3 separate regions of the Homo sapiens genome follow, and regions 2 and 3 are each linked to region 1. The links are chromatin loops, found by intact Hi-C in ENCODE. Cell type or tissue: heart left ventricle. All regions are shown on one strand. Each heading gives the region's core, and the rest is flanking DNA. Links, peaks and the distances in the headings are about the cores only.

What was found. A loop is a pair of places that touch in the nucleus more often than their neighbours do. Peaks named below come from ENCODE experiments on the same cell type or tissue, not always from the same donor. Only the 100,000 strongest peaks of a DNase experiment are listed, where the experiment ranks them.
Region 2: a loop joins it to region 1, with 3 times the contacts of the local background. A loop is called at or near these places in 2 of 110 quality-filtered maps.
Region 3: a loop joins it to region 1, with 5 times the contacts of the local background. A loop is called at or near these places in 17 of 110 quality-filtered maps.

Annotation. Positions count from the first base shown.
Region 1 is chr9:94,075,824-94,085,824 of GRCh38, reverse strand. PTPDC1 (protein tyrosine phosphatase domain containing 1) reads right to left here and starts at 1,361. Exons shown (of 9, transcript NM_001253829.2): 1 at 1,051-1,361; 2 at 403-574. The coding sequence starts at 1,294. RefSeq lists a silencer at 1,144-1,438. In heart left ventricle, for the core only: a CTCF peak has its summit at 3,774; no DNase peak of the experiment used is centred there; H3K4me3 peaks cover 161 bases; H3K27ac peaks cover 1,696 bases.
Region 2 is chr9:94,207,602-94,217,602 of GRCh38, reverse strand. All of the region lies in intron 1 of LINC02603 (long intergenic non-protein coding RNA 2603), which reads left to right. Among named protein-coding and RNA genes, the nearest start is that of MIRLET7D, 34 kb to the right of the region's middle. RefSeq lists an enhancer at 4,642-5,204. In heart left ventricle, for the core only: a CTCF peak has its summit at 3,901 (motif pointing right); a DNase peak (open chromatin) is centred at 3,872.
Region 3 is chr9:94,135,439-94,145,439 of GRCh38, reverse strand. No RefSeq gene overlaps it. Among named protein-coding and RNA genes, the nearest start is that of MIRLET7A1HG, 26 kb to the left of the region's middle. RefSeq lists an enhancer at 4,169-4,338. In heart left ventricle, for the core only: no CTCF peak of the experiment used is centred there; DNase peaks (open chromatin) are centred at 4,559, 5,079 and 5,379; H3K4me3 peaks cover 397 bases; H3K27ac peaks cover 2,500 bases.

The DNA.
Region 1 (10,001 bases), core at 2,539-5,038:
AGGAATAACATAAAAGCTAAAGCTTACCTACATGAAACTGAAAAATTACACATGTACATCATAATTTTCTCAAATTTATAGCTGAAGTTTTATTATTTCTAAACATTTCTGAAATTTAAGAGCTATCTAATTATCCATTTCTTCAATACACTTTATATATATCATTTCACTTAATTAAAAAACCCTATGGTTTTGGTTTTATTATTTCCACCTTACAGATAAAGAAACTGAGGGTCAATAGGCCAAGATCACACAGCTAAGGCAAAGCCAGAACTGACTGGCAAAGTGAGGTCCTGACTTCAAAGTCCCACACTGCTCCTCCCACACTTCAGGGCTCCTGGCTCACACAGAGTGTCCTTCCTGTATCCAACAGAGCTATGAAAGACCAACAGGATCACTCACCAGGATGAGTAAACCCCCTTAATGGCTTGCTCCTGCTCACTCCAGCGGGCTGGGTTCTCATACTTGCAAGCTCTACCGCCACACGCCATGGAACATGCCATGTGTCCAGGAATGACATGCCGTAAACGCTCCCCTACTTTTGTGTACTTTGGTGTTGGACGTTCTAAATTTCCTAGAACATATAAGGAAAGGAAAATTCAAAATTCCACTCTCCAAATGAAATTGTAACATGGGAAATAGCTTCCATTTTATCTCAGGATGGTAGATGACAAGCCAGTGCAAAATCACCTTCATCTTGTCAAGAAAACAAAACTGTTTCCCTGTCAAAGTGACATATATCTCTTAATGTAAAAAAGCTTTCACATATAATAATCTCCACACATACTGGCAATTAGGAGGAAGAAACTGTAGAAGCAGATGTTTTACAAGAGAATGAGTTTTGTTCAAACCTATATTTTTAATAAAAAAACACAAAACATTTGATCATTTTATATCCTCTTATATATTCACTAAAATAGCATAACAGACAGCAAAAAGTATAATATAGAATAAACTGCCAATATTTAAAAAGGTATAAACACAACACAGCTGATTCCCATTCCTCAAACTTATATACATAGGTATGGCAATCTATAAGAAGAAAGAGACCTTTACTTTTTCTTTCGGGGAAAGTTGGGTTTCCCTCTGCATGGCTGACTGAGGAAACAGCCACCATCACCTGGAGAGAGGACGAGGACAGCAGCTTCGTGGCAGAGCCGGAGCCCAAGCCAGAGCCCCGCCGGGCCTGCTGCAGCCGCAGTACTGGGTCTGAGGTGGAGTGCCGGCGGCCCTGGAGAAAGGAGCTGAGGAAGCGCACGGCTGAGGGCCGCCTGGTTGCATCCTGCACCTGCATGGCACTGGGAGGCAAGAGCCGGAGGCAGGAAGAGTCAGCCCCACTCACTCAGTGAGGAACTTTCACTGAGAGCAGGGAGCATTGCATCGTTCTGTATGATCTAAGAGCCATTCAGATTGGCTGACTGGTTTCCATGGCGACAAACAAAGAAACTACTGATTCCCACTTAGATCTGAACAGGCAAAATCCAATATGAACAGATTGCATTTTGGACAAATTGTTCAAATATAGGGAAGAATAATATAAATTTTAAATATATTGATTACTAAATTTTGTTTCTCAAATGCACTTAAAATATCTAACCAAAGAATTACTCCCCAAAATACTGTAGTGAATTTAGAAAACTGTCTTCCTGATGCAAAAACTGCCTTTTACATACATGTTAAAAGGCTTAAATTCTGTTATTCTGTTCACAACCTGTCTCTGGATATTTTGAAAAAAATTACCTTTCTACTCCTCGTTTGAATAGTGCAGAAAAAAGTTAATTGTAATAAAGTGGGATATGCTGGACACCTTACAAGATTATTAAAATATCATCCAATTTTTCATAACCAAAACCACTTCTATTTTTTCTTGGTAAAACTATTAAAGAAATACTTGGATAGAACAAATAAAGACATTTTTAGAGGTGATATATTATCAGAAGACATTTAACTTCATGTGTTCATTTTCAGAATATAAAAACCCAATTCTTAGTTATGCCTCTGTTGGACAGTTATAGTAGCCATGCCTCTCAAAAACTCAAAACACCATTCTCTGCCTTTTGTTGCAGTGAGGGAAAAAAGAAGCTTCAATAATGTCTTGGCAGAGGCATACAAAGAAAGATCACTAAATATCACATTTTTAAAGGAACTAGATGAGGGGGAGGTTGCAACTTGAAGATAAAGGATATAAAGAAAACAGAAAGTGCAACAACCACTAATGTACTCATTGTCCGCCTCCTCCCTTGTTAATGTCAGGCTGCGCCCTCGCTTGCTCGCTAGCTCTCTGCACAAGTGGTATTTCAGATGTGTGTGCACAGAAACAAACTACTGTACTGCTACAGATAAGGCTATTTTCTATTTTTTTTTTTTTAACGATTACTAATGCTATACCAAGCTCCTTTTAAAATGCCGCCCCCATCTCCCCAGTAATGTGCACTTTTGTCGAATAAGACAGGGACACAGAATCCCGATTTGGTGTCCAAATTCCTACTCTATGTATAGTATCATGCCTTTGTTATTTAGAATGCAGCCATGGAAGAAAGCACAGCTTTCCTGTCGGAGGAATTATATGAGGATTATTCTAGGCAAGGCCCTCAGGACCCTAAGGGCAACACAGAAACAGCAGTTGCACAGAGGTCTGCATGACAAGAACATGAACTTACTGGCAGGAGGCCCTAAATGCTCAAACTAAGGAGCTGTGTATTTGCTATCTGTGTAAGAGGGAGTCTAAGAAGATTTCTGGGCAAGTCTGTGCTTCTGAGTATGTGGCACTCCAGAATGTTAACTTAGCTCTTGAGAAACAAGAGTGGTGAGCTCTGCAGAAACAAGTCCATGGCCTGGAGAACCAGCATCTGAGGACATCTACAGAGAAAAGTCAAAAGTAACTGCTTTCAACTACACTAAAAATGACAACTAATTTCATTAGATAAGGGGTAGGGGTAGGACTTATTTGGACCAAGCTAAGGAAGGGATGGTTTATAGATCACCTCAAGAATAATCTCTGTGGTGAAATCTTGAGCCCTGGGTTGACCTCAAATAAACACAAAATGACTGAGCTTACCCCAGTTACCGTACAGTCAGTGACCCTGTGTCAATGTCTAAGGAAGTCAAGCCTAACGCAAACAGGATTCTGCAAGGTGAAAGCAGCCCTTTCTGCATGCTTGCTCAGTGTTCCCAACAATGAGGTGCTGTGAATATACCTTGCATTGATGAGGCAGATGAAAAGAAATGTACCCACCTCTGGACACGAGAACCAAATTTAGAATAATATTTAAGGAACAAAATGAGATACTGATCATGACAAATATGAAATCAGTTACAATAAACACAACAAAGAAACCCACTAAAATGTACCAGTGAGTACTGAGTCTTTTCTTCCTTAATTTCTATAAGTGGGCAGGTAAAACACTGAAAAGTGAGATCTAGAACACCAAGAACTAGTAATTTCCTTCTATACTCAAGATTTCAGAAAGGGATCATTGCTTCCTAAAGTCATAGAACAATAGGCTGAGAATGCAGTGGGTGCCTGGTGGGCGTGGGAGGCCCACCTATCCGCATTCTTAAGTCCACGGAGGAGTTACTTCCAGGAATTTGCTGTACAGCTGAATTTCCAGCCTCGTGTTCTCTACTTTTTGTGACAAGAGGCTCACTTTTCACAAGGGAACTGACTATTCCACTGTTAGACAGCTCAAATGTTTTCTTTCCTTCCTTCTTTAGAGATGGGAATCTCACTTTGTTGCTTAGGCTGCACTCAAATTTTTGGGCTCGAGGGCTCCTCCTGCCTCAGCCTCTTGAGTAGCTGGGACTACAGATGCCTGCCAACACGCTGGGCTTCAAATGTTCTCTAGTGTTGAGTTAAAATCCATTCTATAAACATCGGTTCTGGTTCTTCCCACTGAAAATAAAGAATAAAGCTTCTCTTTGTCTTGAAAGATTTTCAAATATCCGAAGACAGAACTTTTCCAAGACTTTCCCTATTTCTGTTTTTCAAACATTCCTAGGTATATGTAATTGTTTCCAGATCTTTCACTATAATTTCCCTTCTTCTGAGGGCCCTTCTTCTCTCCCCTTCATAGCTAAACCTCCAAACCAAGGTGACTACACCTGCCATCTCCACGTGTCACAGGTCTCATCCTTAGCCTACTCAGCTCTGGCCTCTGCCTCCACTCTCAAATCAAACCACTCTTGCTAAGGCCTCCGATGATCTGTTTTGAGGTGGACTTTTTAGAGTTTCTATTTGACTGTGCAGCAGCATGCAACACAATCGAACACTTTAGTTTTAATTTTTAATTTTTTTTTAAAGACAGCACCTTGCTCTGTCACACAGGCTAGAGAGCAGTGACGTGATCATAGCTCACTGCAGCCTTGAATTCCTAGGCTCAAACAATCTTCCTGCCTCAGCCTCTCTGGTAGCCAATATGACAGGTGCCTGCCACCATGCCTGGCCCATATATTTTTGAGAATATTTTATATTTTTACTTTGAATCAATGTCAAACTTACAGAAAAGTTACAAAAGTTACAAATAATATTTTTCCTTGGCTGGGCATGGTGGCTCATGCCTGTAATCCCAGCACTTTGGGAGGCTGAGGAGGGCAGATCACCTGAGGTCAGTAGTTAGAAACCCACCTGGCCAACATGGTGAAACCCAGTCTCTACTAAAAATACAAAAATGGGCTGGGTGTAGTGGCGCATGCCTGTAGTACCAGCTACTTGGAAGGCTGAGGCAGGAGAATTGCTTGCACCTGGAAGGCAGAGGTTGCAGTGAGCTGAGATTGCACCACTGCACTCTAGTCTGGGTGACAGAGCGGGACTGTCTCAAAAAAAAAAAAAAAGAAAAAGAAAAAGAAAAAAAGAATATTTTCCCTTGAATTTTTTAGAGTAACTTGCAGAAATGCTGCCCCATTACGCCAAATAATTTAGTGTATATTTCCCACAAAGATATTCTTGAAAATTACCCCAAATCAGGAAATTATGGTTGAGATATTACTACTTGCCCTCTATTCCTCAGACCTCATTCAAGCTTCACTGATTACTCCAAAAATGTTCCTTACAGTAAAACGACATGTTGTATTTAGTTGTCCTGTTTCTTTCACCTATTTCACACTTGAACAAGTTCCTCAGTCTTTCCTTGACTTTGATGACCTTGACACTTTTGAAGAGTATAGGCCAGTTATTTTGTAGCAATCTCTCTCAATTTGGGCATGCAGTTTCCTCATGATTAGACTCGGAAGCCCTTGCATTTATTAGTAAAGAACGGTATCTAGAAACCAATGTCTGTGTGTTAGGTATGCTCATTGCCATTAGAGTGTTACTGCTGCCAGGCCCTCTCAGTGGACAGTGCTAAAGAATATGGATATTATGCACAGGCACATACATTATCACACTTTACATCTATATTTATTCCCATATGTAGGCATATATACATATGGAAAACCAAGAGTTTACCCTGATGCTACCAATTCCAAGCCAACACCACAGAGTTCCTCTAATTTCCACCCTTTCCACAACTGTACCTATAATTATAACTCTGTGAGAAGCCTGGGCACAGTAATCTTTAATATATTTACCTAATTGACCAAGCCCCCTACATGTAACCAGTCTCCCATCACTACCTCTGCTCCCTCCTCCATGTGGATGCCTCTCTCATCCCATCTGGGCTTTAACACCTATGCCAAGCTGCTGCTGCCACCCACCTGGGTAGATGCTCTCCTCATCCTGCCTATGTTCCAATATTCCATGTAGGGTCACCCTGCCACATGGAGCCCTCCCAACCTGACCCAAGCTCTGATGCCTGGGAATGTTCTAATAACCTGGGCCAGGTCACTCTCCCACACAGGTGTTATCTGGCTCAGGCTTCGCCACTGCTGGGCTGCTCTCCCATATGGATTTCCTCCTCACCCTGGCTGGCTTCTCCCAAGTGCCCCTGCTCCACCTCATCTGTAGGTCAAAGATTCCACACTTAGGCAAGCCAAGAAGACCAGAAGCTATCATTCCTGCTCACCTTGCAAAGTAGGGGGATCACTCAGAGAAGTGGGCTGTTGTCCCCGCCTCAAGCTCCAGAGACATGGCTAGTAGACTTCAGCCAGAAGGAGAAGCAGGCCTTAAAAACAGAGAATTCTGAAGCTCTCCCCCTACAAAACTATCTTTATCTGAAACACAGCATGGGAAAGTTCAAGCTTTCAAAAACAATGGAGGTTTTGGTTAAGCAGTTATTAATAAGAGTAACCTCATAGCTTCATGAGACCAATAAGCTGAACTGTAGTCACACTAGTTTGCCAGAGAGAACCAAGGAAAGAGACAACTAAGTCCTCTCATGGAGCATGATCAAACCTCAAGACTGACCTCAAAAACAGCCACCACCCAAACTTAATTAGATCAGATTGTAGGGCAACAGATGACCCAGGGCTTTGTCAAAAACAACAGAATGATCAGCAGGTAATTAGTGGAACCCAACAGCTGGTGTGCTAACAACTGAGGGAGACAGCCTAACAGAGACATTCGTGGAAGAGGGAAAGAGTGCCCTGCTAAAAAAAAACCACTGTCTTCTCAGGGTGACTGCGTTTGCTTGACCAAGGCCATGCCCTCTTAGGAGTCACATCAGAGGCTTCAAACTATGAAGAAAAAAAGACTAGTCCATCACTAAGATGATCTAGTCAAGTCTCTGATCAAATAGACAGGCAAATAACAACAAAAACAAGTCCGGGGAGGGAAGAGTATCTAGAGGTGCTAAAAAATATTACCTAAAATGTCCAGTTTTCAACAAAAAGTATGAGACATGGAAAGAAAGAAAAAAGTATGACCTATACACAGAAAAAAGTGTAGTCAATAGACACTATCTGTTAGAGAGGCCAGGCATCTGATATACCAAAGCCTTCAAAGCAGCCATTACAAATATATTCAAAGTCCTAAAGGAACCCATGTTTAAAGAAGTAAAAGAAGCTATGATGACAATGTTTCTTTCATCAGATACAGAATACCAATAAAGAGATGGGAATTTTAAAAAGGAAGCAAATGGAAATTCAGAAGTTAAAAAGTACAAAAACAATGAAAAATTCACTCAAGCAGCTCAACAGAGGATCTGAAGTGGCAGAAGGAAGAATTAGAGAACCTGAAGATAAGACTGATAGAGATTATGCACTCTGAAAAACACAGAGAATAAAAAATGAAAAAATGAACAAAGCCTCACAGAAATGTGGAATACCATTAAGTGAACCAACATATACCCTACTATAAGTGAACAGAAAGAGAGTTGAGAGAGGAGTAGAAAAAACTTTTAGAAATAATGGCTTAAAGCTTCCCAAATCTGATGAAAAACATTAATCCACACATCCAAGAAGTTCAAAAAACTCTAAGTAGGATACATACAAATAGATCCACATTAAAACACATCACAGTAAAAATGCTCAAATAGAAAAATGACTCCTTGTGTACAAAGAAACCTCAAAAAGATTAAGTTTACTTCTCATCAGAAACCATGGAGACCAGAAAGTAGAGGAACGACATATTCAAAGTGCTAAATATTAAGCTGTCAATCAAGAATCTTACATGCAGCAAGATTTCTGTCAAAAATGAAGGGGAAATAAAGGAATTCCCAGGTAAACAAAAAGCAGAGAATTTGTTGCTAGCAGACTTAGCGTGTAAGAAATATAAAGGAGGTTCTTCAGATTAAAAGCAAGTTACCCAAGACTAATGTGAATCCATGTGAAAGAAAGGACACTGGCAAATTAGAAGAGACAGTATGTATTTATATGAAATGTCCCAAGGAGGCAAATTGACAGGGACAGAAAGTAGATTAGTGTTTGCCAGGGGGACTAGGGTGAAAGTGGAATGGGAACTGACTGTTGGGATACTGTGAAATACATATTTGGTCTTGGTCCCTGTTTCTTGGCATACAATTCCTGAAATCCTTGGAATCTCCAAGGTGATATCTTTTTGTATGTTAATGAGTTGACTAGTGGCTGTCAGTCCCTCTGTAGCTTCAGGATGGGGGCTAGCCATTGGAAAGACCAAGGTAGGATTACAGCGTTGGGACTTTCAGCACCAAATCCAGCTTCTGGGGAGGGGAGAGGGCTGAAGGTTAAGTTGATCAACAATGGCCAGTGGTTTAGTCAATCATGCCATGTGATGAAGCCTTAATAAAAGCTTAGGATAGGGTTCAAAGAGCTGAGAACATGGAGGTTGCTGGAGGGTGGCACACTTGGGGTCAGCATGGATGCTCTGTGCCTCTTCCACCATATGTCACCCTTATGCATCTCTTCATCTCCATCCTTTGTAACAGCCTTTATAATAAATTGGTAAATGTGTTTCCTAGAGTACTGTTAGCCACTATAGCAAATTAATGAAATCCAAAGAGAGGGGTGTGGGAACCCCAATTTATAGCCAGTCAGTCAGAAGCACAGGTTAAACAAGCTGGGGCTTGTGACTGGCATCAGAAGTAGGAGGCAATCTTATAAGACTTAGCCCTCAACCTGTTGGATCTGACACTATCTCTAGGTAGATAATGTCAGAATTAAATTGGAGGACACCCATCTGGAGTCCCCTGCAGAATTTATTGCTTGTTTGGTGTGTGGAAAAAACCCCGCACATCTGGTGTCAGAAACATGTTATGAGAGTGTAGCAGGATAAACTGAGTTTGCTTATTATTCTGTATTCTCAAGTGCTAATTGGTAGAACATTTCTTTTTGGTCTGATGAAAATAGTCTGGATTTAAATAGTGTTGATGACTGCACAGCCTTAAGTATATACTAAAAACCAATGACTACTTTAAAAGGTTCAATTTTATGGTATGTGACTTATATCTCAATAATTTAAAAAGGGCAAATAATTTGAGTGGGCATTTCTCCAAAAAAGATGTAGAAAGTTTCAATAAATACATGAAAAGATGCTCAACATCACTAGTCATTAGGGAAATGCATATTAAAATCACAATGAAATATCACTTCATACCTACTAGGATGGCTACAATCAAATGCCCGACAATAATAAGTATCAATGGGGATGTAAAAAAAAATGAGAGCCCTTATCTACTGCTGGTGGGTAAATAAAATGAAGCAAACACTTTGGAAAATGGTCTGGCAGTTCCTCAAATGATTAAACAGAGTTACCATATGACCCAGTTCTTTCCTCCTAGGTAAATACCCAAGAAAAATGAAAACATATGTCCACACAAAAACTCAGGTTTTATTATTACTCATAATAGCCAAAAAGTGAAAAGAGTCCAAATGCCCATCAGGGGAATGGATAAATGGAATGTGTAGATAAATAAATATCTACACAATGGAAAATTATTCAACCATAAAAAGGAAGCAGCACTGACGCATGCTACAACATGGATGAACCTTGAAAACATTATGCTAAGTGAAAAAAGCCAATCACAAAAGACCACATATTTATATGGTTCCATTTATATGAAATGTCCAGAAAAAATGAAATCTATAGAGACAGAAAGTAGTCTGGTGGCTCCTTGGGCCAGTGGGGAGGGAAACAACAAATGGCAGCTGGTGCTTGCTAAAGAGTACAAAGTGGCCAGGCGTAGTGGGTCACGCCTGTAATCCCAGCACTTTGGGAGGCTGAGGCAGGTGGATTACCTGAGGCCGGGAGTTAGAGACCAGCCAGCCTGACCAACATGGTGAAACCCTGTCTCCATGAAAAATACAAAATTAGCTGGGTGCGGTAGCATGCGCTTGTAATCCCAGCTACTTGAGAGGCTGAGGCAGAAGAATTGCTTGAAAACTGGGAGACAGAGGTTGCAGTGAGCCAAGATCATGCCACTGCACTGCAGCCTGGGCAACAAGAGCGAAACTCCGTCTCAAAAAAACAAACAAACAAACAAAACACACACACACACCAAAACAAAAAAGCACAAGGTTTCTTTTTGGGGTGATAATAATCTTCCAAAACTGACTTTGTGTTGGTTACATAGCTCTTTGAATGTTCTAAAAACACTGGATTGGTACTTTAAATGGGTGAATTATTGATAATTATACCTCAAAAAAGTTAAAGG
Region 2 (10,001 bases), core at 2,684-5,183, 130 kb before region 1:
GGGTATCACCAGCAGAGGCTGCAGAACAGCAAATACTGCAGAACAGCAAATGTTGCTGTCTGATCGTTCCTCTAGAAGCTTCATCTCAGAGGGGCACCCGACTGTATGAGGTGTTGGTCAACCCCTACTGGGAGGTTCCTCCCAGTTAGACTACTCGGGGGTCAGGGACCCACTTGAGGAGGCAGTCTGTCCATTCTCAGATCTCAAACTCCATGCTGGGAGAACCACTACTCTCTTCAAAGCTGTCAGACAGGGACTTTTAAGTCTGCAGAAGTTTCTGCTGCTTTTTGTTCAGCTATGCCCTGCCCCCAGAGGTGGAGTCTACAGAGGCAGGCAGGCCTCCTTGAGCTTCAGTGGGCTGCACCCAGTTAGAGCTTCCCGGCCGCTTTGTTTACCTACTCAAGCCTCAGCAATGGCAGGTGCCCCTCCCCAAGCCTCATTGCTGCCTTGCAGTTTGATCTCATACTGTTGTGCTAGCAGTAAGCGAGGCTCTGTGGGCGTGGGACCCTCCAAGCCATGTGCGGGATATAATCTCCTGGTGTGCCATTTTCTAAGACCGTTAGAAAAGCAAAGTATTAGGGTGGGAGTGTCCCAATTTTTCCAGGTGCCGTCTGTCACAGCTTCCCTTGGCTAGGAAAGGGAATTCCCTGACCCCTTGTGCTTCCTTGGTGAGGCAACGCCTCACCCTGCTTCAGCTCACACTCCGTGGGCTGCACTCACTGTCCTGCACCCACTGTCCAAAAAGCCGCAGTGAGATGAACCCAGTACCTCAGTTGGAAATGCAGAAATCACCCATCTTCTGCATCGCTCATACTAGGAGCTGTAGACTGGAGCTGTTCCTATTTGGCCATCTTGGAACCTCTGGCAGTTTCTTACAAAGCTAAACATTCACTTCTCATTTGACCCAGAAATTCCACTTCTAGGTATTTTCTCAGGAGAAAGGAAACTTTAAAGACAAATGTTTGGCTGGGCGCAGTGTCTCACGCCTTTAATCCCAGCAATTTGGGAGGCTGAGGCGGGCAGATCACCTGAGGTCAGGAGTTCCAGACCAGCCTGACCAACATGGTGAAACCCCGTTTCTACTAAAAATGCAAAAATTAGCCAGGCATGGTAGTGCATGCCTGTAATCCCAGCTACCAGGGAGGCTGAGGCAGGAGAATCGCCTGAACCCAGGAGGCAGAGGTTGCAGTAAGCCAAGATTATGCCATTGCACTCCAGGCTGGGTAAAAAGGGCGAAACTCCGTCTCGGGGGGAAAAAAAAATACTTGAATGTTCATAGAAGCTTTATTCATAGAAATCCCAAACTGGAAACAAAATGTCCATCACCTGGTAAACAGATAAACTGATATATCTATAGAATATGATATCACTTAACAATTTAAAAAAGGTATTGCAGAAAGTCCTCACTTAACATCAATAGGTTCTTGGAAATAACAACTTTAAGTGAAATGACATATAATGAAACCAATTTTACCATAGGCTAATTGATGTATATAAGAGTTAAGTTCCTATGGCATATTTCTGTCATTAAAACATCATGAAATATCTAAATAAAGACTTCAAATACTTCTAATATTAAACATTGAAATAGAAGTGAGCTATACATACATTTGAGAAAGATTAATAAAAACAAGTAAGATCATTATTTACACAACTTTTGGTGAATCAGTAAGTGACAGTGTTCATAGTGGTGGTGGATTGAATCAAAGAATAAATGTTTGCAAAGCAAAAATTATCAGGAGCATCTCCTACGACCATGCAGTTCAAAAACAATCACAAATACAGAGGGCTTGCTGAGAGCTTTCAGACTGTTTTCTTTGATGTCATGCATTGTAGGATTATCATATACTTTACAGAAATTCTTTTAACAATAATTTGTATTCACTCATTCATCCACTTTCCAACCTGCTTATTCCAGTTCAGGGTTGCAGGTGGCTGGAACCTATCCCAGCAGCTCAGAGTGCAAGGCGGGAGCCAACTCCAGACAGGATGCCGTCCCATCCTGAGCCACACTCATACACCCAAGCTCACTCACACTGGGACCATGTAGATGTAACAATTAACCTAGCGTGTACATCTTTGGGGATGTGGGAGTAATCTGGAATACTCAGAGAAAATCAATCCAGGCGTGGGGAAAATGTGCAAACATCACACAGACAGTGGCCTCAGCAGGGAATTGATTTTTTTTTTCTCGTCAACATTATAGTAAAACAATGTTCGACAAAATATTATTCAAGGATCTGCTGTACTTTGATACATCATACATGCAACAATATGGATGAACTGCATGATCTATATGCAAAGTGAAAATATCCAGACAGAAAAGATTACATTCTATTGCATTTCTATGATATTCTGGAAAAGGCCACTATAATTATAAGGGCAGAATCCAGATCAGTAGTTGTCAGAGGCTGAGGTGGGAGTGGGGAAATTAACTGCTAAGGACCACTAGGGAACTTCCTGGAGTGATGGCAATGTTCTACATCATGATCGTGGTGGTGGTTACAGAACTATACACATTTGTCAAACTGTACACTTAAAATAGTGAATTTTTATATGTAGATTGTATCTTTAAAAGCTGATTTTTAAAAAAGATATTCTTTATCTATCAAAATTACATAGGCACATATCCTTGGGCCCAACAACTCCATTTCAAGAAACTATTCTTGAATAGTATACCCGTATAGTCTATGGATATACTTGCACATGTAAAAATAATATGTGGGGCTGGGCATGGTGGCTCATGCCTGTAATCCCAACATTTTGGGAGGCCAAGGAGGGGAGATTGCTTGAGCCCAGGAGTTTGAGAGTAGCCTAGGCAACATGGTGAAACTGTCTCTACATAAAATACCAAAAATTAGCCACGTGTGGTGGCTCATGCCTGTATCCCAACTACCCAGGAGGCTGAGGTGGGAGGATCCCTTGAGCTTAGGAGGTCGAGGCTGCAGTGAGCTGTGATCACGCTGTTGTAGGACAAACCAGGTTCTTGTCACACGACCAGGAACGATTAGGCTCACAGACACTTTGAAGGGTGAGGGGGAATGGAATTTATTGGGCAGAAAGGAAAAACAACTCAGTAAAGTGAGATGGAGTCCTGCTAACAGGCTCTCCACCTGACTGATTGAATCCCAGGTTACCACACAGGAACAGCAGAGGCCAGGCCCCTCCTGCTACAAACGGTGTTAACTTCCCGAGGCCCCACCCAGTCCTCCCAGTTCGCAGGTGGGCAGTATTCAGAAAGAGTCAGTAGGGCAAAGGGCGGGCTTCATCTGGACCGGCAGTCTGGTTTTTCAGCCTTAAAGGTGGGTGTCGGGGGTCCGAGGGTGGGGGCGTGCCTTGGCTGCCTCCTGTCTCTATCAACGCCACTGCACTCCAGCCTTAAGACTCTGTCTCAAAATAATAATAATAAAGTGTACAAGCTTATCACAGCATTACCTGTGATGCCTCACTAAAGGGGAACTGGGTAGTTAGGATTCGTGGGGATGGGAAACTCTGCTTTTGCATTTTGAAACGTGAATGGATTCATTACTTTGTAAAAAAACAAACAAACAAAAAACAACGAAAAAATCCCCAATATTTTCTAGGCAATTGCCTCGGTCTAGGTACGATACTCTGGTGGCTGGGCCAAGGCTGTCCTCACCTCAGGGCAGCTACGAATTTATCACATGACCCCAAGCTGGTGATTTCCCCTTCTCATCTCCACATCTGTGAAAGATTTCCTCATGTTACAGCCTTTTCACTTTCAAATCTCAGGGCATGTAGATAGGCTTCTCTTCCGGGACTTTGCATCCTTTGCTCTGAACTCTAGGTTGAGGGCACCGAAGGGCGGGAAGGATGTAACTTCTGTCTTCATTGACCTCGACGGGGCCAGCCCAGGGTGGATGCCTGAGGAGTTATTTGACAAAGTAACCACCAGATGGCAGCATGGCTCTGTTTCCAGGAAGCCGAGTCTAAGCCATAAACTCTCCAATGAGGAAGCTATCAGCCGCCACATAGTAATGGCTATTTGAGTTCTTGAAATGTGACTTGTCCTAATTAAGACTATTTTCCATGATGTGTTTATGACACACATGGTACTTTGAAGACTTCATATAAAAAAACTCATTAATGTTTTAATATTGATTACATATTATAATGATAATATTTTGAATATATGGGTTGAGTATCTCTTTTCTATGCTTGGGACCAGAAATGTTTCAAATTTCTGATTTTTTGCGGGGGGTGGGGAGCGGGGGGCTTGACACATTAACATTATACTTACTGGTTGAGCATCCTAATCCCAATATCCAAAATCTGAAATGCTCCAGTGAGCATATCCTTTGAGCATCATGTCAATGCCCATTTTGGGTTTTGGTGCATTTTGAATTTTAGACTTTCAGATTAGGAATACTCAACCTCTATTGGGTTAAATAAAATAAATATATTACAATTATTTTCACCTGCTTTTTATTCTTTTTAACGTAATTACCAGAAAACTTAAACTTACACATGCAGCTCACACTACATTTCTACTGGACAGTGTGCTCTTATAAAACCTTCCAGCAGAACCAGCACAGAGCCAAGGAGCTGATGTGCCTGCCTCTGCTACCAGGTGGAAAGTGACATGGCACATGGATGTCACAGAACTTCTTTACCCTTACAACAGAGCCAGTCCCAGAGGGATGGGTCACAGCAAGGGCCTAGAAAGCAACAAGGGAGCTTCTGACCATCCTGACTGCTCCTCCCCTTAGTTGAGTCTCACAGGCACCCACGTGGGAGAATCAGCCCCCATCAGGAGCTAATAGTGCTGGCCACCATGCAGCACTTTACCTGCATTATCTCACTGGCCCCTCACATCAACCCTATTTCAACAAAGCAACTGAGGATCAGAGAAAGGGAGGTGCTGCCCAAGTTCACCCCGTGAATGAGGAGAAACATGACTATCTGCATCTCCTTTGTTTCTTTCTCTGCATCATACTGCTCTCCTGGAGAGCTCACTGATGGCTCCCAGGAGGCGAAGGGAAGTACCTTCGCAGGTGCCTTCTAATGTACTGGAAATCTGAATCACCAGTTATCTCTGTTCTGTGACCACGGATTGTTTGTGTTTTCTGAAAGACATAAACTGAGTGGCTACTTCTCAGGTGATGCCCACACACTGGACAAGTCTGTGTATGGAATGTGCTGGAGGGAAGGCCAGGGCAGATTAGTGCCTATGCTATGCACTCTTCTTACATTATCTTACTTAATCCACATAGCACTCCTCTAAAGCAGGTGCTGTTATCTCCATTTTACAGCTATGAGGCATAGAGATTTCCATGTAGACAAGCGGAGAGAATGAGATCTTGTGGTCATGTTGCATTCCAGAAGCTTTCTCTGGTCTTCAGGTTGCAGCATCTCAGTGGTATGAGACTGCTGATAGCACTCTTCTGATAGTGAGTGAGGCTGGGCCTCCCAGAGACCATGAGGGGAAGGACATGGGGTGGGAGTGCTGAGAGTCTACCCCAGACTAACTATGGAAACCCTGAGACAGTCTGAGTGAAAACTGAGCCAAGATGTCCTGCAGGGGCACAGGTGGCCATGTCCTTAGCTCTGACATCATGTCCGAGGATTCCTAATTGCCTATTAAACAGGAAGTAGGCATCTTAGACCCACACTCATGGCCTACACAGTCCAGCTAATGTTCCAGTCTCATCTTCAACTCCCCCTTTTTGTGTACCCAACATGCTGTTAGATGGACTGTTTCCTTTTTCCCATATACACCATCATGCTTACCTGTCCCCTGGTCTTCACCCCCATTATTTTCCCCCTGGGAAATGCCCTCTACCACCCAATCTATCAATAGCCCTCTCCATCTTTGTATGTGCTCAGAATTCCAGGCACAGCCAGGGCACTCGTGGGCTAAACATAGCAGTGAGGCATATTTGACACATAAGTTTTGTCTAGCACTGTTAGGAGGCTTGAATGTTAGCATAATTAATCTGGAGTGGTAGAGAGAGTCCCTGGCATTGATAACCAAACAAAGGTCTTTGGACAAGGGAGAGACCTTAAAAGCATGGTGTTTTGTTTTATTTTGTTTTTAATTATTTAAGTAACTCAGTTCTCTTGGCATCTTGTGGAGTATGTAACCAAGGTGAGGCAGAAAACTCAAGTAAGCTATTGAAAGACCACAGAATTCAGTGATCCTGAATGATATCTTTGGCATCACAGACTTGGACTCTAGCCAAGCTCTGATGTATACTGACCATGTGGCCTTGGGCAAGTAACTTCCGGTGTGCCAGGCACATACCATAAGCATGGCATTTCTCACAACAACCCTTATGGAGTTATATACTATTTTTATCTCCAGTTTACAAATAAAGAAACTGAGATTTAGGGATGTTATATTATTTCTCCAACACTACAAAGCTAGTAAGAGCTGGAGTCAGGAATTCATAGACCATATTTGTGATAGGGATAGCACAGATGCCTAAAGTGCCGAGTCAGGCTATCTAGCACATAGAAAGCCCCAGGTGAGAAAAGATGGGCCCAAACCAGAAAGTTGAAGTACCAAAGGGGAGAAGACCTGGGTTCCATAGACAATGAGGCAGTACAAATAAACAAAACTTTTATCGTTAGTAATAACAGGTACATGCCAATGTACATTTTACAGAGCTCATTCACATTCATTATTCCAGAAGAATCTCCCAAGAGACTTGTGAAGCAGACAGGGCACATAATTTTATCTCCATTTTGCAAGTAAAGAAACTAAGGCATTTCTTGTAGAAGGCAGTGCCATTTCCTGCCTAATGTTTCCCTGAGGCTTTTCCCGTTGCCCTATCAATCAGAACACTTGGGGTTGCAATGAGGTTTACCAGACTCTACCCAGCTTAAACAAAAGGGGAGGCTTAGTGGAAAATGGGGATAATTATGCCAAGAGAAAAAAGCCAACCACAAAATGTTACGTACTACATGATTCCATTTATATAAAACTGTTGAAATACTAAAATCATGGAGATGTATATCAGATTAATTGTAACCAGGGATTAGGGATAGGGAAGGAAGGAAGGTAGTTGTGGCTAGAAAAGGTTAGCATAAATGATCCTTCTGATAAAACTGTTTTATATCTTGACTGTGGTGCTGGTCACATAAATCCACACATATGACAAAATCACACAGAACTACACACACACACAAATGTAAAGCTCTTGAGATCTAAATAATAGTGGAGGATTGTATCAATGTCAATTTCCTAGTTGTGATACTGTTCTTACAGTTATACAAGATGTTACTACTGGAAAAAATGCATAAAGGGTATATGTGATCTATCTGTATTATTTCACAGCTGTATGTTAATCTACAGTTATGTTAAAATAAAAAGTTTAAGAAACAACAATACAAAACGTACAAAACACAGGAGAAAATCTTTGTGACCTTAAGTTAGACAAAGGTTCTTGTTTTTCTTTTTTGTTGTTGTTGTTTTTTTTTGAGACGGAGTCTCGCTCTGTCGCCCAGGCTGGAGTGCCGTGGCGCAATCTTGGCTCACTGCAAGCTCCGCCTCCCCCAGGTTCACGTCATTCTCCTGCCTCAGCCTTCCGAGTAGCTGGGACTACAGGCGCCTGCCACCACGCCCGGCTAATTTTTTGTATTTTTAGTAGAGACATCGTTTCACCATGTTGGCCAGGCTGGTCTGGAACTTCTGACCTAAGGTGATCCATCAGTCTTGGCCTCTCAAAATGCTGGGATTACAGGCGTGAGCTACCACGCCTGGCCAGGCAAAGGTTTCTTAGATAAAACACCAAAAGCATGATCCATAAAAGAACTAATTGATAAATTAGTCTTCATCAAAATTAAAACTTCTGATTTTCAAAAGACACTGTGCAGACAATGAAAAAGGCTAACCATTGGCTGGAAAGAAATATTTGCAAAGCAGATATCTGATAAAGAACTTATATCCCAAATATAGAAAGAACTCTTTATATAGTTTAACAGTAACAAGAATACTAACAACTTATTTTTAAAGTAAACAAAAGATGTAAGCAAAATTTTAACAAATAAGATATTTGGATGGCAAATAAGCACGTGTATAAAAGCTCAATACAATTATTTATTAGGGAAATGCAAATAAAAACCACAATGGGATACCAGTAAACACCTATTGTAATGGTTAAAATTAAAAACTAACCATATTTTTTGTTGTCAAGGACGTAGAGGAACTAGAACTCTGATATACAATTGGTGAGAACTGAAAATGGTACAACCACTTTGGGAAACTGAGGCAGTTTCTTTATAAGTTAAACATATAATTACCATATGATCCAGCCATTCTCCTCTTAGGTATTTACCCAAAATGAAATGTATCTCTATATAATACCTGTACACAAATGTTCCTCATAGCTTTGTTTGTAACAGCAAACTGAAAACAATCCAAATGTCCATGTAATGGTGAATGGATAGACTGTGCTCTACCCATATAATGGAATACTACTAAGTAAAAACAATAACAGACTGTTGATACATGCAGTAACATAGAAACATCTCAGTACAGGCTGGGAAACATCTTCTACATCCTTGACATACAAAATATGGTTAGTCTTTAATTTGAGCCACTCCAATAGGTAAAAGAAGCCCGACTTCCCAGTGTATATTATTCCATTCATACAAAACACTAGAAAATGTCAACTAATCAACAGTTATATAAAACAGAGAAGGGGGCCAGGCGTGGTGACTTACACCTGTCATCTCAACACTTTGGGAGGCCGAGGTGGGTGGATCATCTGAGATCAGGAGTTCGAGACCAGCCTGACTAACATGGTGAAACCCTGTCTCAACCCCATCTCTACTAAAAATACAAAAGTTAGCCAGGCATGGTGGCAGGTGCCTGTAATCCCAGCTACTCAGGAGACTGAGACAGTAGAGTCACTTGAACCTGGGAGGTGGAGGTTGCAGTGAGCCAAGATTGTGCCATTGCACTCCAGCCTGGGCAAGAAGAGTGAAACTCTGTCAAAAAAGAAAAGAAAGAAAGAAAGGAAAAAGGAAAGGAAAGAAAGAAAGGAGACAGGAAAGGAAAGGAAGGGAAAGGGAAAGGGAAGGGAAGGCAAGGAAAGGAAAGAGAGAAGTCATTGTCTGGAAACAGTGGACTAGGAGAGAAAGTGTACAAAGGAGTACGGGGAAACTTTTGGAGGTGATAGATATGTTTACTATCTTGACCAGTGATGATTCCATGGATGTGTACATTTTAAATATGTGTGATTTATTGTATGTCAATTATTCCCTAATAAAGCTGATTTCAAAAAATGTGACAGAGTGTCTGTTACACGTATCTCTTTGAGATACGTGAGACAGAATTGAAGAGTTTAACTCATATGTGATTGCAGCACAAGAAGGAAGCATGGGACAGATAAATATTTGAAGATTTGATGGCCAAGATTTACCAAAATCAGTCAAATATATCGACCCACAAGTCCAAGATGCTCTGTGAACCCCAAGCAGGATAAATGCAAAGAAATCCACATATAGGCCCATTATCATCACCTGCTAAAAACCAAAGGCAATGATAAAATCTTGAAAGCAGCCAGAAAAAAAAAAAAAAAAAAAAAGACATAATGCACAGAGAGGCACAGTACAAGAAAAATGTCTGACATTTCACCAGAAGCAGTAGAGGCCGGAAGACAATGGAATGACAGTTTTGAAATGATGAAAGACAAAGATTGTCAGCTTACAATTCTGTATCCAGTGAAAACAGTCTTCAAAAATGAAGGCAAAGTAATGTCAGACTGACAAAAGCTGCTAGAGACAATTTTGTCTCTAGCAGACTGAAACTACACAGAATGATAAAAGAAATCCATTAGGCTGAAGGGCTGAAATGATACCAGGTAGAAACTCAATTCTGCAGGAATAAATTTGTAAAACACCAGATAAAGTCTTTCTAAAAAACGAAGACTGTTATGTCAGTTGGGTCCCCTAGGAAGCAAATGCTAAGATAGAGTTAGGAGTGCAAGAGGTTTATTGAGGAGGGGAAGGTTAAAAACGAGGGTCAGAATTTG
Region 3 (10,001 bases), core at 4,290-6,789, 58 kb before region 1:
TGTGGCAGCCTCTGTCTGTTGCTGACTCTACTAGAGCCATTGCCTTCTTTTTTTTTTTTTTGATACTGAGTCTTGCTCTATTGCCCAGACTGGAGTGCAGTGGTGCAATCTCGGCTCACTGCATCCTCTGCCTCTGGGTTCAAATAATTCTTGTGCCTCAGCCTCCTGAGTATCTGGGATTACAGGTGCCTGCCACCACACCTGGTTAATTTTTGTATTTTTAGTAGAGATGGGATTTCACCATGTTGGCCAGGCTGGAACTCCTGACCATAAGTGATCCACCCACCTTGGCCTCCCAAAGTGCTGTGATTACAGGCATGAGCCACTGCGCCCAGCTGCCTTCTGTCTTGCTAGGAGCACCCTGGCTGCTCTTAACTCCTGAGACAGGTCCATGATGGATGAGACCATTATGTAAAGGTCATCCCCCAGGCCAGATACTATCCCAGATACCCCAACATTTAGGGCAGGTTTGGCTACATGGACTAGTATTCGCCAATGAGATGTCAGGGGAATTTTGCTAGAAGGTTTGCTAGGAAATGCTTCCTTCTATAATAGAAAAGGAAAACTGCCCACCTTTTTTTTTTCCTGCTGCCTCTCCTTCTTTCTGCCTTGACTGCAGTTGTGTAACGACATGATCACGGCACTACTGCAGCTGTCTTGTGATCAAGAAGTAAAGCCCTGAAGGTCAGCAGAGATGCTGATCCAGACCATTGACCTTGACATCAGCGAGCTGCTGAAAGAACCTGGAACCACCTTGCTGGAGACTTCTGGTAAGATAAACGTCTCTGTTACTTAAGCCACTATCAGTTGGGTGTTCTAATGCTCATTCTTGGCTTGTGCACAAGCCTTCCTGGAAGACTTGGCATTTGAGCTGAGGCTTGAAGGATGGGTGGTGCTTGGACATGCAAGAATGAAGGAGAGGACTGAGGAGAGGTAGATTCCAGGAAACCAACTGTTTGGAGCCAAGGCAGGGAGCTGGAAAATGTGAAGATAGTGAGTAGTCTGGTTTAACAAGAGTGTTCACAGTTTATTGGGCACTGAAGAAATGCAGTGTGTGCTTGATAGTTTGCGGGAAATGGGAAGCTGTGGGGCTGGGCTGGGGGCTGCCTGCAGGCAGGACCTGCAAAAACAGGCAGACAAGGGCCAAAGATGGCCCTTTGCTTTTAAGACTCAGGCACCTAATGACAGTGAAGACCAGCTCCTTTACAGAAACCCGGATCCCAGGAGCAGAGCCCAGGTTCAGATCTACAAGGTGGCAGACCCTCTTGTCACCCACTATCCACTGGCTGTGCTGTGTTTCTCAGCCTCCGCCAGGCTGTATGGTCCTTCTGGTCCTAGGACACACAGCAGCAGGTGGGCAGTTAAGCTCCAGCCTCCTCTGTCCACTGTCCCCTGCACAGCAACCCCAGGCCTTGGGTTCTGGACCTGGGGAGAGCCACCTAGCCCACCCCGTGGGAATTCAAACAAGAATCAGGCTATCGTTGGTTAAGCCACTGAGATTTAGGAATTGATCTGTTATCCTGGCACAGCCTAGCTTGGGGCTTTTCAAACTATCTATGGTAAAGGCCTAGTTCTTTTTAAAAATTTCTTTTTCTTTCTTTCTTCTTCTTCTTCTTCTTTTTTTTTGAGACAGAGTTTTGCTCTTGTCACCCAGGCTGGAATGCAATGGTGCGAGCTTGGCTCACTACAACCTCCACCTCCTGGGTTCAAGCGATTCTCCTGCCTCAGCCTCCCTAGTAGCTGGGATTACAGGCACCTGCTACCGCGCCCGGATGGTTTTTGTATTTTTAGTAGAGACAGGGTTTCACCTTGTTGGCCAGGCTGGTCTTGAACTCCTGGCCTCAAGTGATCCATCCACTTTGGCCTCTCAAAGTGCTGAGATTACAGGCATGAGCCATGGTGCCTGGTCTCTTTTTAAAAATTTCTAATATAACACAGATCAACACTTTCATAACGTAAAGATAAACTACTGGAAAAATATTTTTAAAAGACATCCAGAATACAAACCCAACTTTAATTATTCTATTCATCAGACACTGTCAGATTGGCATAGATTTTCTAAATCCTGACTCTTATTTTCTGCACCCCACTTTCCAAGTGGGGACCACTCTGGGAGCTGCACTGCCCAGGCCTGTCTCGTCCCACCCCTGTTTCCTCTGTCAGGCCTCTGTGTGTGGAGAACAGGCTGAGGGGTAATGGGAGTGGGATTCAGTCTGGGCTCTGCTCTTGGCAGCGTCAGCCCCAGCAGGCATTTCATTTGCCCCAAGACGAGGTATGAAGGGTATGTGGGAGTGTCTGGCAGGCAACTGGAGACTGTGACTGAAGATCTAGAGATAATTTAGAGGTCATTTATTGAACTGTTATTGGATGCGGGCATTGCATTCAGTATTCTGCAAACATCATCCCATTTAATCAGTAAGCAACAGTGCAAAGTAGGCACTATTGGGCAATGCTCTTTCTTCTCATTTAAAAATATTGTGGTAGGCTGGGTGCAGTGGCTCAAGCCTATAATCCCAGCACTTTTGGAGGCCGAGGTGGGAGGATCATGAGGTCAGGAGTTTGAGACCAGCCTGGCCAGTGGAGTGAAACCCCATCTCTACTAAAAATACAAAAATTAGCCAGGGGTGGTGGTGGGCACCTGTAATCCCAGCTACTGCAGAGGCTGAGGCAGGAGAATTGCTTAAATCTGGGAGGAGGAGGTTGCAGTGAGCCACGATGGCGCCACTGCATTCCAGCCTGGGCAACAGGTTGGAGCAAGACTCTGTCTCGAAAAAAACAAACAAAAAATTTTGGTAAAATATGCATAACATAAAATTTACCATCCTCACCATTTTTAATTGTCCAGATCAGTGGCATTAAATGCATTCACATGATTGTGCAACCAACACCACCATTCATCTCCAGAACGTTTTTATTGGTTCAGTTCAAACTGAAACTCTGTCCCCATTGAACAACAACTCCCCATTCCCGCTCCCCATAGCTTCTGACAACCACCATTCTTGGCACTGCCTTTTACAGATGGAAATGAAACAGAGAGGGTACAGGAGGCAGCAGGACAGCCAGCCTTCATCCTGGTGGCCCTGGGGCAGGACAAGCTCCAGGGCCTTGTGTTTGGCTCTGGGTGGTGAATGCCAGCTCCCAGGCCACAGCGGCTGGGAGGGATGGGCGCAGTGGGGTGACCCCTCCCCAGGAGGCAGTGAGGGGTGTGGGCAGCACTGACAGTTGGGCCAGGAGGAGGAGTAGGACCCAGAAAAGGGGTCAGACAGCCAGAGGGGCCAAGGGAGGAGAGCGGGCAGTAAGTCTACACTGCTTCTGAGGTCAGAGGGAGCAGGGGACCTGGAACCTCAGACATGACCAGTGACTGGTTCCAGAGAGGCCAGATGCCTGGGGATTCAGGGACAAGGGCAAAGGTGGTGGGAGCGCAACCGAGGGAGGGGACACGCAGGCTGGCAGGGGGGCAAATGAGGGGGCAGAGAGGGGGAGGTCTGCCCCACACCCCTGCGCCCCTGTCCAGAGGCCGCCCGACTTAAATGGAGGTGGACCCTTTCCTGACTCTGTGGAACCTGTTCCATTCCTGCCTGTAGCTCATGATGCTGATGTGGTTTTGCCTCGTTGCAATTTTCTCCACACTGTAGAATCTCCTGTAGAATCTCCTTGTAGCAGATTCTTCTCCTCCTCTGCTCCCCTTGGACACCAGCGGGCTCTGCGGGTCTGGGGAAATCTTTGTCCTGAGCCACCCTTGCCTCCCAGGAGCCCGCAGTTGTCTGGGGCAGCATGCTCACTGCAGGAAGTGAGTGCTGTCTGAGGAGAAGAATTTGCCAAGTTCTCAGACTAAGAGAAGGTCACTGGCCTGGGGTCTGGGGAAGTGCATGGAGAAAATTCCTCTGAAGTGGGCCAGGAGGGCAGATGTCACCGGGGGAAGGGTGGAAACACAGCAGAAGTGAGGTCTCAGAGGTGAGGGGACTGTGCTGTGCGGGATGATGCGACATTGGCCCCCACTGTGGGGGACAAGCTGGACTCCAGCTGGGACCCATTTTGGTACCTATCAGACAAAGCCAGGGAAACCATGGGACTTGGAAGTGGGGAAAGAATGTGGAGGATGCGTCTTTAGACAGGCCCTGAGGGGTGTGGAGGGAAGTGGAAAGAGACCCAGAGACTGACCCAGGGTTGGAGACAGGGAGTTGGAACTGAAAGACATTTGCCCAAGAATCTGTAGACAAATTGAATGGCTGGGGGTGTGGCCAGCTGACTTCACACAAAGAGAAAGATAAAAGTGATTTTCTTGGGGTCAAGAGAGGATGCCAAATTAGAAGACAGGTCTCTGAACTCCTGGAACCCGATTACCAGGATGTCTGTGGTTAAAAACCTCGGACAGAGCCATCCATGCAGATGGTGGAATGGGAACAGGCTTAATGCCAGGGTTGCTCTCACCCCCGGCCCAGCTGGAGAGAGGCCCTCTGCATGTTTGGAAATGCTGGCCTCTAGGCACATTTCTATCCTTTAAAGAGAGAATACACACGTGTTCCAGCTTTGCTAGTGGTCCCTCCCCAGAGGCTCCACATCTCAACAGCCCAGGCCCTGGGATGGGGAGCAGAGGACCTGGCCCAACCTGTAGGGCTGCGGATGGTCTTGGGACCGTGGCACATTCTTGGAGGCCTGGCATGACTGAGATCAGGTATTTCACCTGCCTGGGGAGAGATGGGGGCTTGAAGTCTACACTGAGTTGGTTTAAAGAAAGAGAAGAAATGCGCTACTCTTGCTCACCTGTTTGTGGACTGTTTTAAAAAGTGGGGGTTGGGGCTGTTTGAAATTTGCCACCAGAATGACTCACTGACTTTATTTCTACCCCAACCTCTCCCTACAGTCCGTGGACAAAGGATGATTTGGCTTTTCAGAATGAAAGGCCGGGAGTGCTAGTATCTATTGTTTTGTTGTCCAGAATTCTTGTCCCTCTATTTTCTGCATACAAATCCACGAGTCATGTCCCCTCCTCTGTGGAGCCTTCTCTGCCTTCCCAGAGGGCTCTTGGCCTCACATGACCTGGTATGTTCCCGGTAAGAAGCCATCTGGCCTGGGGCTGCAGTCTGTTCCCAGAGCTTGCCTCCCCACTTAGTTGAACTGCTGAGGAGCCGACGCAGCCCGTGGTCCATTTGTGTCCCTAAGCCCAGGAAGGACTCTAAGATGCTCCATAATGAAGTGCTGAATGAATGGCTCCAGCGGGAGGGAACTTAGCTGGCTCTGTATTTCATTCAAATCTTGAGTCCATGGCTCTGATACAGTCCATTCTAAGGTACCGTTTCCCATTTGCCTGAAGGATTATTTTACACGTGGGGTTTCTTCATGACTCAGTTTCTGGGCAGTAGCCAGCAGGCGCTCCGGGTTAGAATTCCTGTGGAGGAGGACTTCTGAGCGCCATTCTGACCTCCTGGCCTGCCCTGCGGAAGTCAGACAGGCTGAAATCTTTCTTAAGCTCTTTAATTAAATCAAGATTTTTTTTGTTTTGGTCTTCAAATTAGTTTGCCAATGCCGATTGTCAAAACTTTAAACTGTTGACAAAAAAATAACTATGTGGCTATACCAGCTAAATCTCATCTGTGACTTTTAAATATAGAAAGCAGGAAGACAAACATCTGGTAATAGAGGTTGTGTTCTGAATGGGCGGTGGCCAAAAAAAAAAAAAAAAAAAAAAAACCCAAAGAAGCATTAGTCAGAGTCTAGAAAAATAGTGTGTTACTTTTACCAAGTAATATTTAGAGACAGGACTGAGGAGGGAATGTAAGACATCTGTTAAAAAGCAGATTTTTTCCAAACACAGTCCTTTAGAAATTCTTAGGAAAAACATTTTAAATAAAAATAAATTTCAGTTCATTTAAAGATATTTTAGATTGTAAAAACAAAGCTCCTACTGTAAAAATATTACAACTCATAGAGGTTTGCTGAAGATTCAGAATCAACAAACATCAGAACTCAGTTGTGAGCTAGAAAATTTTTTCTAACTTTAAAAAATAATACAGTTAATATGTCGGCACATTTGTGCCATAAAAATTCAAATGATAGTTAAAGCTCAAGTTCCCCTTGTATATAACAACCCTTCCCAGAGCCCTCCCCAGAGAAAACCACCATCATTATGTTACAGTAGGTAGTCAGGCAGACATGAGCAGGGCAGGAGAGGGCCTCCAGGGGTGGGAGGGAATGTCAGGCAACCATCAGGTGATGGTCAGGCGGTTATTTATTTATTTGAGACAGAGTCTCACTCTGTGTTGCCCAGGCTGGAGTGCAGTGGCGCGATCTCAGCTCACTGCAACCTCCGCCTTCTGGGCTCAAGCGATTCTCCTGCCTCAGCTTCCCAAGTAGCTGGGACTACAAGCATGTGCCACTTCGCCTGGCTAATTTTTGTATTTTTAGTTGAGACGGGGTTTCACCATGTTGGCCAGGGTAGTCTTGAACTCCTGGTCTCAAGTGATCTGCCTGCCTTGGTCTTCCAAAGTGCTGGGATTACAGGCATAAGCCACCTTGCCCAGCCAAGAGATAGTTTAAATTTAAAAAAAAATTCTCTTATTTATTTCTTTTTCTTTCCCTCTCTGTTTCCTGCTTCCTACTTTGGCCTTCAGAAATGCAAATATAATCTTCACCTCCCCTCACCAGACACTACCTACAAGGCAAATTCATCTAACTATGTGCTCCAAGACAGTTGACAGTTGATTTGCAGACTGAAACATACCCCATGGAACTCTCACCTCCAGGGGATTGCCTCAGAACTTGTACCCATGCAGAGGGCATGTCAAAAGCATGCTGGTGTGGCCACGTTTACAACTTATTTTTGCCCAAGAAGGTGCCAACTCAACTGTTGGATAGATAAGTCACCAAGCTAGCATTGGGACCCCCTGCCCATGCACACTTCACCCCCTACCTTTCTTTTTTTTTTTTGAGACAGAGTCTCACTCTGTCGCCCAGGCTGGAGTGCAGAGGCGTGATCTCAGCTCACTGCAACCTCCGCCTCCTGGGTCCCGGTTCAAGCAATTCTCCTGCCTCAGCCTCCCAAGTAGCTGGGATTACAAGAACACACCACCATGCCTAGCTAATTTTTGTATTTTTAGTAGAGACGGGGTTTTCCCACGTTGGTCAGGCTGGTCTCGGATTCCTGACCTTGGGATCCACCCGCCTCGGCCTCCCAAAGTGTTGGGATTACAGGCATGAGCCACTGCGCCCGGCCCACGGCCTACCTTATAAAAGTTTTCTGCTCCAAAAGTGAAGCAGCACATTTAAAGTCACGGCGCCTTGTGCCTCTTTCCATAAGCTAGCTTTGGAATAAATTCACTTGTTTTGTACCAGATCTCACTTTGTTAATTGGATACTGTGTGTGGCAAGCAACTAACCTGCTTTTCAGTTATGATCATGCCTCCTTCCTCTCCCTTCCCCACCTCCAGGCAACCACAGATCAGCTATCTGTCACTACAGATTACTTTGCATTTTCTAGAGTTTCATATAAATGAAATTACAAAGTATATAATTCTTTTTTTGTCTAGAGTCTTTCACTCAGCATAATTAGGTTGAAATTCATTCCTGTTGTATGTGTTAATAACTTATTCTTTTTAAATTGCTAGATAGTATTTCACCTATTTTTATAACCACAGTTAGTTTATCTGTTCACCTGTTCATGGATGTTTGTGTTATTTCCAGTTTTTGGCTATTCCACATAAAGCTGCTGTGAACACTCATGTACAAGTCTTTGTAGGGATATATGTATTTTTTTTCTTTTGGGTAAATGCCTAGGAGTGGAATTGTTATTGGAAAGGGATCCTGATCCAGACCCCAAGAAAGGGTTCTTGGATCTCTCGCAAGAAAGAATTCGAGGTCAGTGCATAAAGTGAAAGCAAGTTTATTAAGAAAGTAATGGAATAAAAGAATGGCTACTCTATAGGCAGAGCAGTCCTGAGGGCTACTGGTTGCCCATTTTTATGATTATTTCTTGATGATATGCTAAACAAGGGGTGGATTATTCATGCCTCCCCTTTTTAGACCATATAGAGTAACTTTCTGACATTGCCATGGCATTTGTAAACTGTCATGGTGTAGGTGGGAGTGTAGCAGTGAGGGTGACCAGAGATCACTCTTGTTGCCATCTTGATTTGGTGTTTTAGCCAGCTTCTTTACTGCAGCCTGTTTTATCAGCAAGGTCTTTATGACCTATATTTTGTGACTACCTCCTATCTCATCCTGTGACTTAGAATGCCTTAACCTCCTGGGAATGCAGCCCAGTAGGTCTCAGCCTCATTTTACCCAGTTCCTATTCAGGATGGAGTTGGCTCTGGTTCAAATGCCTCTGACAGAATGGCTGGATCATATAAGGTATTGCCAAACCATTTTCTAAATGGATTGGGCCATTTTATATTCCCACTGGAAGTGGATGAGAGTTTCCATTTCATTATATCCTCATCAACACTTGGTATGGTCGGTCTTTTAAATTTTAACCATTCTAAAGTGTGTATTTCTCTAAAGCTAATGACGTTTTAATTTGCATTTCTCTAATGACTAATAGTGCCTATTTTCATGTGTTTATTTATCAACTGTATATCTTTGTTGGTCTATTCAAATCTTTTGGACTCTTAAAAGTTTGGGCTGCTCTTTTTTTCTTACTGTTGAATTTTGAGAGCTTTCATATAGTCTGGATGCAAGTCCTTTAACAGATATATGCTTTGCAAAGATTCTTTCCTAGTCTGTGGATTGTCTTCTCGTTCTTCTCATAGAGCAGTTAAGTTTTTTTGTTTTTGTTTTTGTTTTCATTCTCTCTCAGTGTCTTTTGAGGAACAAACTTTAAATTTTGATGTAGTTCAATTTACCAACCTGTTCTTATGGATTGTACTTTTGGTGTTGCATCTCACAAATCTTGAGCTAACCCAAGGCCACACATGTTTCTCTCATGTTTTCTTCTAAAAATTTTATAATTTTAGATTTTACATTTAGGTTTATGATCCTTTTTGAGTTGATTTTTTAATATGGTGAACGATATACATCCAAGTTCTTTTATATATCTATAAATGTCTAATTGTCCCAGCACCATTTGTTGAAAGACTATCTTTTCTCAGACAGGTGAGGTGGCTCACGATTGTAATACCAGCACTTTGGGAGGCCAACGTGGGAGGATGGTTGAGGGCAGGAGTTCAAGCCTGGCCCAGTCAACCCAGTGAGACCCTCATATCTACAAACAAAACAAAACAAAAAATCACTATCCTTTCTCTACTCCTTTGCCTTTGTACCTTTGTCAAAAATCATGTGTCCATATATGCATGGGTCTTTTTCTAGAATCCTTATTCTGTTCCATTAATCTATCTATATACCAAAACCACTCAGTATTGATTACTGTAGTTTTATAATAGTTCTTGAAATCAGGTAGTGTTAGCCCTCCAATTTTGTTCTTTTTCAAAGTTGTCTTGGTCATTCTAAATCCTTTGCCTTTCCACATGAACTTTATAATTAGCTTGTCAATTTCTACAAGAAAAGCCAGCTTGAATTTTGATTAGCATTGCAATGAATACATAGGTCAATTACGGGGGGAAGTTGACATTCTAACAATCTTGAATCCTCTGACTCATGGACAAGGTGTATGTCTCCATTTATTTAGGTCAGTTTAATTTCTTTCAGCAGTATTTTGTAGTTTTCAGTGTATGGATGTAGTGAGTTGAATCATAGCCCCTGCCCCAAAATATGCCCATGTCTTAATACCCAGGGTCTGAGAATATGACCTTATTTGGAAAAAGAACTCTGCAGATACAATTAAATGTCTCAAGATGCAGAGCTCACTCAGAATTCTCCAGATGGGCTCTAAATCCAAAGACATGTTTTTGTAAGAGAGATACAGAGGAGAAAGACAGAGGGAGGAGAAGATGACGTGAAGATGGAGGCAGAGATTGGAATGATGGGGCTACAAGCCAAAAAATACCAAGGAACATCTGAAGCCAACAGAAGCAGGAAGAGGCAAAGAACAGACTGTTCCTTAGAGC